Linked DNA regions of Homo sapiens: region 2 is linked to region 1. The links are chromatin loops, found by intact Hi-C in ENCODE. Cell type or tissue: heart right ventricle. All regions are shown on one strand. Region 1 has its middle 15 kb from the start of KCNN3. Region 2 overlaps IL6R (interleukin 6 receptor).

Region 1 (5,000 bases):
GGGAGACGCTGGACCAGGAGATGATTTTGGAGGCACAGCCGAATCTATTTGGCACATAAGGGTGAACTCCTCAAGGATGGACACACATATTATTCATCTCTAATTCTCTGGTTGGGCACAGCAGAAGCCCAAGAAGTGTTTGTGGAATAAATGACTGGAAAGCCACTCTTGGGCTTGCTGGTCTGTCTTGTTGGCCAGCATGTAGTGCTGCTCCTCAGATGACAAAGTGAAGTGTCTATTATGTTGTTTCTAACTTGGTGGGTTATCTGCCCAAATAGACGCTCTGAAGGTGACCCCAGATGATAGCAGAGAGAGGCACATGTGGGCAGCAAGTGGGTATGTGTGGGCATGTGGGAGGGGGGCACTGGGAGTTGGGGGAGCATTGTCCTTAGCATCTCATCACCGTTCATTCACATTTACTGCTCAGCTGGGAGCATGCTCTGGCTGCAGGGCGGTGCTTTTAGCCCAGAGGCTCAGAGCACTTTCCTATCACTAACATGGAACATTCCCAGAATTCCCCAGAGGCCTGGGGTTCCAGACAGTACAACATACAGAAGGCTGAGGCTCCAGTCACACTGCTGAGGTGTCTGAGCATAACAGTGCATTCGTCTGTCCAAGCATGCACCATTTGTTCATTCACTCGTCATGTGCCAGGCACTGTGCTGGGCTTGGGGAATCCAAGGGCAACAAGACAGGCCTGTCCCAGCCTCCTTGAGCTCACATGCTTTATGCACATCCAGATACAGGGGTGCCACTGTCACTAGAGCCACCTCTGGAGTCAGCTAGCAAGATCTGGAGCACATTATCCTCACTTCCATCTCAGCTGGTTGAGCTGCAGTACTTGAGAGTCTGTGGATGATGATGTTATTGGGAGTTTTATCTCTAACCACATGTACCTACTTCCTGGAAGTTCAGAGCAATGATCCTTAAAATGGCCAGAAACTAAAACTGAAAACCACCCAACTGCCTAAGAAGAGTGAATGGCTAAGCAAATTCTAGACATATGATGGGGGAGGAGCATGACATTATCTAATAAAAACGTGGGGTTATGTTGATATGTTAATGAGATGGGATTTACTGTCACTATGAGACTGTCTTTAATGAAACAAGAACATAAAATATCAGGTACACACTAATTACAGCACAACTGCTCTAAAACCTATATACACACATTGTCATCTCAATTGTATAAGGAAAACACAATGCATAGCAAAAGACTGAAATATGCCACATCTTAACAATACCTACTTTGGTAGAGGAATTTTACGTGACCTTTCTGCTTCTTTATTGTTTTCTATTTTTTCCCAAACTTTTAATAATCAGCAAGCATTTACCGTGAAAATTCAGAAAAGTAAATACATTAAGACTCTCCTATGTTTACACATTGGCATAGGTCAGAAAAGTATTTCCAGGGATGTTAGCTGGGCGTGGTGGTGCATGCCTGTAATCCCAGCTACTTGGGAGGCTGAGGTGGGAGAATCGCTTGAACCCAGGAGGCAGAGGTTGCAGTGAGCCGAGATCGTGCCATTGTGCTCCAGCCTGGGCGACAGAGCAAGAGTCCGTCTCAAAAAAAAAAAAAAAAAAAAAGAAGCATTTCCAGGGATGTCAGAAGAGCTTGGTGAGCGCTAGATTCAGTTGTTTGTATTTGTAATGAACCACACACTGATCATTGAGAGCTGAACTAGGTAGACACTAAGTGCGCCTTTGTTCTGAAGTGCTGGGATTCAACTTAATTCCATACAAGTTGAACAGCTTACAATCCTGTCAGGGAGGCAGACTTATTTATTTACTCAACCGTTTATTCAACGAGTGTTTATGGAGTTCCTCCTTTGTTCCTGGCATTGTCCCAGATGCTGGAGAACATAAACACATAATCACAATGTGATGTGAGAAGGGCCTCAGCAGAGGTCCCGACAGAGTATTAGGGGAATACAGCATGGCTAACCCTGTTTGAGGATGTTGGGGATCAGCGAAGGCCTCCTAAAGCAGGATCATTTGAACAAGGCCTTGAGGGGTGAATAAGAGTTCTCTAGGCAACAAATAGAGGGAAATGGAGCCTAAGCTACTTTGGGAATTATTTTTAGAGATGCCTACATGTGCTATGAGGGAAGATAGAATATGTGGATTGTTTATAGACTGTTGTCCTCATTCCAGCCAGGAGACCAGAATGAGGAGTTGAGTTCAAAGGTCTGAACTCACAAAATTAGAATAACTCATTTGTGTCCTGGCTGTTTTCTTACCCCATGTTTAACTAAACATCATGTGTGTTCAAGGCCTCTTTGAATAATGACCCTCTCAACGCTGGATCTTGACCCAAGTTCAGGAACTGGAAACATCTGGATCCTGCTGGGCTAGAAAAACATGTGTGACCCCTAGATCTCTATCCTCACACAGAAAGCAAGGACAGCTTTCAGAAGGGGACTCACAACTGGAAATTCTAACAGGTAAATATTAGTATCATTAAGAAATCTTGCAAAGGTGATTATTAGCCATCTCTTGTCTGTCGAGTTCTGTTGCTTTTCTTTCTTCTCTCCTTTTCTCAGTTTTTCTCTCTCCCCTGTGTCTTTCTCCTCCTTTGCCACATCTGTCTGCCTCTTTCCTTCTCGTCTGTTTTTCTATTCTCTGGTCTCTTGTTCTCGCTCTTTGTCTCTTTCTGTCTCTTGGAGCATTTCTCTGTCTCTCTTGCTTTGCTACCTTTCTCTCTCTGTCTTTCTCTTTCTTGTATCTCTTGCTGACCTTGGGGTCACTCCCTTGGTTTTCTCCATTTAATGGAGCCCCAACTTGCCTTTGATGGCATTTGGGGAGGGCAAAGTTAGTCGGACTCTCTGAACTTGATTGGCCTCCCGTGACAAGGATCTCTTTTCACAGGGTCTGGATTTAAAGTGTGAAAATATAAAGAGCTTTTTCATTCTGACTCGCACATATCCCTACTTGAGCTGAAGCATTTCCAGACAGATAATCATCAGGTTTCCTACAGGAAATTAAAGACCTCAGTACCGTGTAGTTGTTTAAATCACCCGTATTGCCCATTAGGTTTCATGAAAGGCTTTGCTTCCCTGGTATGTGATAGAACAAATCTTTAATAAGATTTTTCCCCCAATTTTTCTAATGAAGTCGGTCGTGTGTGTCCTCTAGATAAGCTCACAATAAGGCCAGCAGGTTCCCATTTTGGTATGAGCCGGTGCCTCACCCCTTCTTATCTAAGCCACAAGGACACGGAGCTGGCACATGTCCTCAGAGTCCACACTGGGAGCTGCCCCGGGGACAAGAACCCCTACAAGTAGGAGCATTCAGACCTCTGGCTGGATTGGCGGATGTGGCCATGCAGTGCCTTCTGTCCAGGAGCCAATGGCACCCCCACTTCTGCCTTAAGCCCCCCGTGTGCCCACACTCCTCTGGTTACCATCTGCTTCAGAGGAAGTCAGGCCCCAGTCTAGCCAAGATGGTACTCCTCCTTCCTTTTCTTGGTGGTTGGTTTAGGTCTGAGCATTTAACCCCCCCTTTTTCATTTTTATTTTTTTTGAGACTGAGTCTTGCTCTGTCACCCAGGCTGGAGTGCAGTGGTGCGATCTCAGCTCACTGCAAACTCCGCCTCCTGGGTTCAAGTGGTTCTCCTCCCTCAGCCTCCCGAGAGTAGCTGGGATTACAGGTGCCCACCACCATACCCAGCTAATTTTTGTATTTTTAGTAGAGACGGGGTTTCAACATGTTGGCCATGCTGGTCTCGAACTCCTGACCTCAGGCAATCTGCCCGCCTTGGCCTTCCAAAATGCTGGGATTACAGGCATGAGGCACCATGCCCCAGCCTAACCCATTCTTTGACCAGTGAGATGCAAAGGAAAGTCTAGGGACTTCTGGGACAAATGTTCTCATTATTAAAGAGATCCACAGCAGGGGGCTTCCCTTCATTGCTGTTGCACTTGAAGGTTGGCAATGGGATGCCTCAGTGTGCCCTGGCTACCTTGTGATCAACCTGCTGAGGATGGCAGAGCAGAAAGTCAGGAAGAGCCAGTGCTCATGGTGACATGTGCTGCCAAGTTAATGACCCCGGGACTGTTCTACCTCTTGAGTTTTTAGTGTGTGAAATAACAAATTTCCTTGTTTTTAAACTCTCTTGAGGTTTTTTTTTTTTTTTGACTGGCAATTGAAAGCATATTAGTAGACACAGACAGGACCACAGAGGTCCAAGATGGGCCCCCATGTCTTCTGAGAGAGGTCTGAGCTCACTGAGAGAAGGGTAGGGTGGGGACAAGCCTTGGGATCGAAGGCCCTGCCTTGGAGCAGTTTGTCGTTCCATGCTATGACAAACCATGGGCAAGAAAACCTCTCTGAGCTGAAGTTTCCTTGGCTCAAAATGAGTATTGAGTGCATCACAGATGCTCAATAATCATCAGCTCTCTTCTCTTCAGGTATGCTTATCTTCCAGTTATTATTATTATTATTTTTTGAGACAGAGTCTCACTCTGTCGCCCAGGCTGGAGTGCAGTGGCATGATCTCGGCTCACTGCAAATTCCACCTCACAGGTTCAAGCAGTTCTCCTGCCTCAGCCTCCTGAGTAGCTGGGATTACAGGCGCCTACCACCATGCCCGGCTAATTTTTGTATTTTTAGTAGAGATGGGGTTTTACCACGTTGGCCAGGCTGGTCTGGAAGTCCTGACCTCAGGTGATCCACCTGCCTTGGCCTCCCAAAGTGCTGGGATTACAGGCATGAACCGCCACAACAGGCCTCTTCCAGTTACTTTTAATGGGACCAAGAGGTGCCAGGTACGGAGAGCTATTTAATGACATTTCAGTGCTGGGGAAATTTTACACAGAGACCATTCTAAGTCCTTTACCCACAGTTGCTCCAAGTACAAATCACGTCTCTAATGCCAGCACCAGTGTTGAGGGGGAGGCAAATACACCCAATTCTCAATTCTCCATGGTGATGAAGAATGTGGATAATTGAAAACAGCAGATAATCCCCGAACCTGCTTTGAGTCACTGACTTCCACCGCC
Region 2 (5,000 bases), 430 kb after region 1:
TTTCTTCTTTTCTTTTCTTTTTTTTTTTTTTTTTTTTTTGAGACGGAGTCTTGCTCTGTTGTCCAGGCTGGAGTGCAGTGGTGCAATCTTGGCTCACTGCAACCTCTGCCTCCTGGGTTCAAGCAATTCTCCTGCTTCAGCCTCCCAAGTAGCTGAGATTACAGGCATGTGCCACTATGCCCAGCTAATTTTTGTGTTTTTAGTAGAGACGGAGTTTCACCATGTTGGTCAGGCTGGTCTTGAACTCCTGACATGAAGTGATCCACCTGCCTCGGCCTCCCAAAGTGTTGGGATTACAGGCGTTAGCTACCATGAAAATACCTTCACATGGTATTTTCATCATTTGAGTATGTGGTTCTCGGAAGGGAGGAAAGGTCATATTCATGTTGTAATTCCAACACCTACTGTGTTTCTTCAGTGTCTAATGCACACTCCCTCCCTCTCGTTCTTACAACACCAGAATCTTGTGGTTCCTCTCAGCCCCTTTCCCAACACTTCCTTCTCTACAGAACTTTTCACCTTGGATCCCCACAGGGTTCAGCCCTATCCCCAACCCCCACCCAATGACTCTTATTGCCATCTACTTGCTGGTGACGATCTGTGTTGCCTGCCAAGCGTGTCCGCTTGAGGTTCTCGGGGCATCTCAAACTCAAGTGGGTCCCAAAGTGGAATCACCACTTTTCACTGAGACTTGTCTATCCTCAGGTGTTTCCAGTCTTAGTGAATGACAGTATCATCTGCCCAACTGCTGAAGCCAGAAATGGGAGGGTCATCCCGGACTCCTCCCTCTCCTTCATCCTCCTCATCTAATCTGTTGTCAAGCCTTGTCAATTCTACCTCTAAAATATATCTTGAGGCCGGGTGCAGTGGCTCACGCCTGTAATCCCAGCACTTTGGGAGGCGGAGGCGGGCGGATCATCTGAGGTCAGGAGATCAAGACCAGCCTGGCCAACATGATGAAATCCCATTTCTACTGAAAATACAAAAAATTAGCCGGGCGTAGTGACATTCACCTGCAATCCCAGCTACTCAGGAGGCTGAGGCACAAGAATCGCTTGAACCCGGGAGGCGGAAGTTGCAGTGAGCTGAGATTGCACCACTGCACTCCAGCCTGGGCAACAAAAGCGAAACTCCATCTCAAAAAAAAAAAAAAAAGAATCTATTCATGGCTCTCCAACCCATTGCCACCATCCTAAAACAGTTTATTATTATCTCTTGCCCAGACCCTGGGCTACTGCATCCATTTTCACTCACCCCATCCAGTCTCCAAACTGCATTGAGAGTGACTTTTTGGTTTTCTTTGTTTGAGATGAGTCTCATTCTGTCACCCAGGCTGGATTGCAGTGGCGCAATCTTGGCTCACTGCAACCTCCGCTTCCCAGGTTCAAGTGATTCTCCTGCCTCAGTTTCCCGAGTAGCTGGGATTACAGTCAAGCACTACCATGCCCAGCAAATTTTTGTATTTTTAGTAGAGACAGGGTTTTATCATTTTGGCCAGGCTGGTCTCGAACTCCTGACCTCAGGTGATCCACCTGCCTCAGCCTCCCAAAGTGATGGAATTACAAGCGTGAGCCACAGCGCCTGGCCCAGGTTCTTCTTAAAACTCCACAGGCTGGGCGCGGTGGCTCACGCCTGTAATCCCAGCACTTTGGGAGGCTGAGGCAGGCGGATCACGAGGTCAGGAGATCGAGACCATCCTGGCTGACACGGTGAAACCCTGTCTCTACTAAAAACACAAAATATTAGCCGGGCATGGTAGCGGGCACCTGTGGTCCCAGCTACTCAGGAGGCTGAGGCAGGAGAATGGTGTGAACCCAGAAGGTGGGGTTGCAGTGAGCTGAGATCGCACCACTGCACTCCAGCCTGGGCGACAGAGCAAGACTCTGTCTCAAAAAAAAAAAAAAAAGAAAAGAAAAGAAAGAGAAAGAAAAAGAAAAAGAAAAAAACTCCAACAGACACTCCTTAGCCTCAAGAGAAGGCCTAAAATCCTCCCACCTCTTTCAAGGCCTTTTATGACCTGGTGCCAGCCTACCTGTCCACTCTTCCTGCCCCATATTGCCCCAACCGTGCTGCGCCCCCTTCACAGACACGTGCATGCACACGCTGTCAACCATATTACATGCTGGGCTTCTCTCCTAAGAACCCTCTTTGGGCCGGGCATGGTAGTTCACACCTGTAATCCCAACACATTGGGAGGCCAAGGCAGGCGGATCACTTGACCCTGGGAGTTTGAGACCAGCCTGGGCAACATGAAACCTCATCTCAACAAAAAATAGAAAAATTAGCTAGGCAGGGTGGTGTGCACCTGCAGTCCCAGCTATTCCAGAGGCTGAGGTGGGAGGATCACTTGAACCTAGGAGGCAGAGGTTGTCCTGTGAGGCGAGATTGCACCACAGCACTCCAGCCTGGGTGACAGAGTGAGATGCTGACTCAAAAAAAAAGAACCCTCTTCTTTCTCAGACCAATTCCTCTTCCTCCTTAATGCCAGGTCAGTTCTCCTCACCATGGCATGCTTTTTGTAGCTCTTACCACAGTAGTGATTACCTCTTCGTGTCTGACTTCTTCCTGAGACTGTATCTGTCCTGCCCAGCATTGTCTCCTGCAGCACCTAAAACACGGCTTGGCATAATAGTAGGTGTTGTGTGTGTTGTGGTGTGTGCATTCATTTGATGAATGGATAAATGAATGAATAAATGCACCATAAATTTCAGAATGGGCAAAGGAAAGCTAGATAAGAAATATGAGAACACCACAGGGCCATCCCCTGGGACCCATCTCACCTCAGAACAATGGCAATGCAGAGGAGCGTTCCGAAGGCCAGGCTCCCTCCAGCAACCAGGAATGTGGGCAGTGGTACTGAAGAAGAATCTTGCACTAGGTTAAAAAAAAAATTGAAGATAGAGGAGGAAGAGGAGAATATGGAGAAAAAGGAATAGGAGGAGAAGAAAACCACTTAGCTGGTGCTGTCAAAAGCCTCAAAGGAACCTTCCCCTCCAACCCCCCTCCCAGAAAATGAAACAGCTCTGCCAACCAACAGGCCATTTGACAAGCTTAACTGTTTTTTGTTTGTTTGTTTGTTTGTTTCTTAACAAAGCCCACTCTAGATTCCAGGATTCCACCACTTGGCAAGAGAGACACCTCAAGCTCAGGGTTTCTGAGCGCCTGTGGCTAGCCACAGACTCCTACTCACTTTCAGAGTGGCTTTTCTGGTGACATTCCACCTGCTCCCACAAGGCACAAAGAGGGTACAACAAACGGAAGGCTTTGGGGACCTCCTTGATGGCAGTTCCTTTGAGGACAATGTCAGAGAGGATTGGATGCTTTAAATCAAGTGTTTGGAAGCAGTTTTCTCCATGGGGGTGTCATCTCTTGCCTGTCCCTGCATTTGGTACTCAAGCCCCAGCCATATGAACTTCATTCAGTTCTCCAACAAGCCATGATCTTTTTCCTCCAGGGCTCTCCACACACGTTCCCTCTTCTCTCCTGTCTGTTTTCTCTACCTTTGCTGCACCCTTTTGTGGTCTAGTCCCTACTTGGCCTTTGGATCTCAGATGAGGTGATGTCATTTCCTTTGAGAATTGACCCCACTCCAAGCTGAGCAAGTGCCCCTCCCAGTATTTCTCCATTTCCACCTCTAGACTGAGTTCCCTGAAGGCAGGGACCACATGTGTCTTTTTCACTGTAACACTGCCAGCAGCTTACACAGTGCCGAATACAAAGTAGGATCGCCAAAATATTTCTTTGAATGAAGGAAAGAACAAACCAGCTTTGCAAGCAGCCATGTCTTCCCACAGAAAGGCTCTTCCTACCACTGCCAGAGTCCCTGGACTAGACAGAGGGCACATCTAAACAAAACCATCTCCTTCTGCTGGGAATGCAGTCACAGTTGTATGGACCCAGCATTCAGGCTCTTCTACCCAAAATGCAATCCACTGCTGACGAAGAGGCTGCCTGCCAGCCATCACTTCAGATGCCTACTAGAGTCAGGCAGCGCAGAGAGCCCAGACTGGTGAGCGGGCGCTGGCTGCAAAGACAAGTTTCTCCAAGCATGTCCCATGTCTCTTGAGAGATGCAGCTGTGTAATGAAAGCAGTATGCTTGGCTTGCTCATTTATTAACATTTCATCATCTTTTCTATTTGTTCCTTCTTTTTTTTTGAAATGGAGTCTCGCTCTTGTCACCCAGGCTGGAGTGCAGTGGTGTGATCTCCGCTCACTGCAGCCTCCGCCTCCCGGGTTCAAGCAATTCTCCTACCTCAGCCTCCCAAGTACCTGGGACAATAGGCACATGCCACCATGCCCGGCTAATTTTTGTATTTTTTGTAGAGATGAGGTTTTGCCATGTTGCCCAAGCTGGTCTCCAACTCCTGACCTTAGGTGATCCGCCCACCTCGGCCTCCCAAAGTGCTGGGATTACAGGCATGAGCCACGGCGCCTGGCCATATATTTGTTCCTTCTTTCATCCAACAAATATTCTTTGAGTGCCTATCATGTATCTAAATGGATCTTACATCCAATCAAGGGAGACAGACAAATGAATTTTTTTTTTTTTTGAGACGGAGTCTTGCTCAGTGGCGCTGTCTCGGCTCACTGCAACCTCCGCCTCCCGGGTTCACCCTATTCTCCTGCCTCAGCCTCCCGAGGAGCTGGGACTACAGGCACCCGCCACCACACCCGGCTAATTTTTTGTATTTTTAGTAGAGACGGGGTTTCACCGTGTTAGCCAGGATGGTCCTGATCTCCTGACCTCGTGATCCACCTGCCTCGGCTCCCAAAGTGCTGGGATTACAGGCGTGAGCCACCGCGCCCGGCCAAACAAATGTTTTTTAAAAAAATTATCAGGAAAAGCCTCCCGGAGAAGGGTGCATCTGAGCAGAGACTTGAGTAATAGGAAGGAGCTGGCAAAGTGAATGTCAGAGGAAGCGTGTCCAGGCAGAGCACACAGCAAGTGCAAAGGCCCTGAGGTAGAGCATGTGTGGAGGAGCAAGGAGGGCAGTGTGGC

What was found. Peaks named below come from ENCODE experiments on the same cell type or tissue, not always from the same donor. Only the 100,000 strongest peaks of a DNase experiment are listed, where the experiment ranks them.
Region 2: a loop joins it to region 1, with 3 times the contacts of the local background. A loop is called at or near these places in 1 of 110 quality-filtered maps.

Annotation. Positions count from the first base shown.
Region 1 is chr1:154,882,333-154,887,332 of GRCh38, reverse strand. No RefSeq gene overlaps it. Among named protein-coding and RNA genes, the nearest start is that of KCNN3, 15 kb to the right of the region's middle. In heart right ventricle, no CTCF peak of the experiment used is centred here; no DNase peak of the experiment used is centred here.
Region 2 is chr1:154,452,362-154,457,361 of GRCh38, reverse strand. It overlaps IL6R (interleukin 6 receptor), which reads right to left. Exons shown (of 10, transcript NM_000565.4): 9 at 2,781-2,874. Among named protein-coding and RNA genes, the nearest start is that of TDRD10, 47 kb to the left of the region's middle. In heart right ventricle, no CTCF peak of the experiment used is centred here; no DNase peak of the experiment used is centred here; H3K27ac peaks cover 883 bases.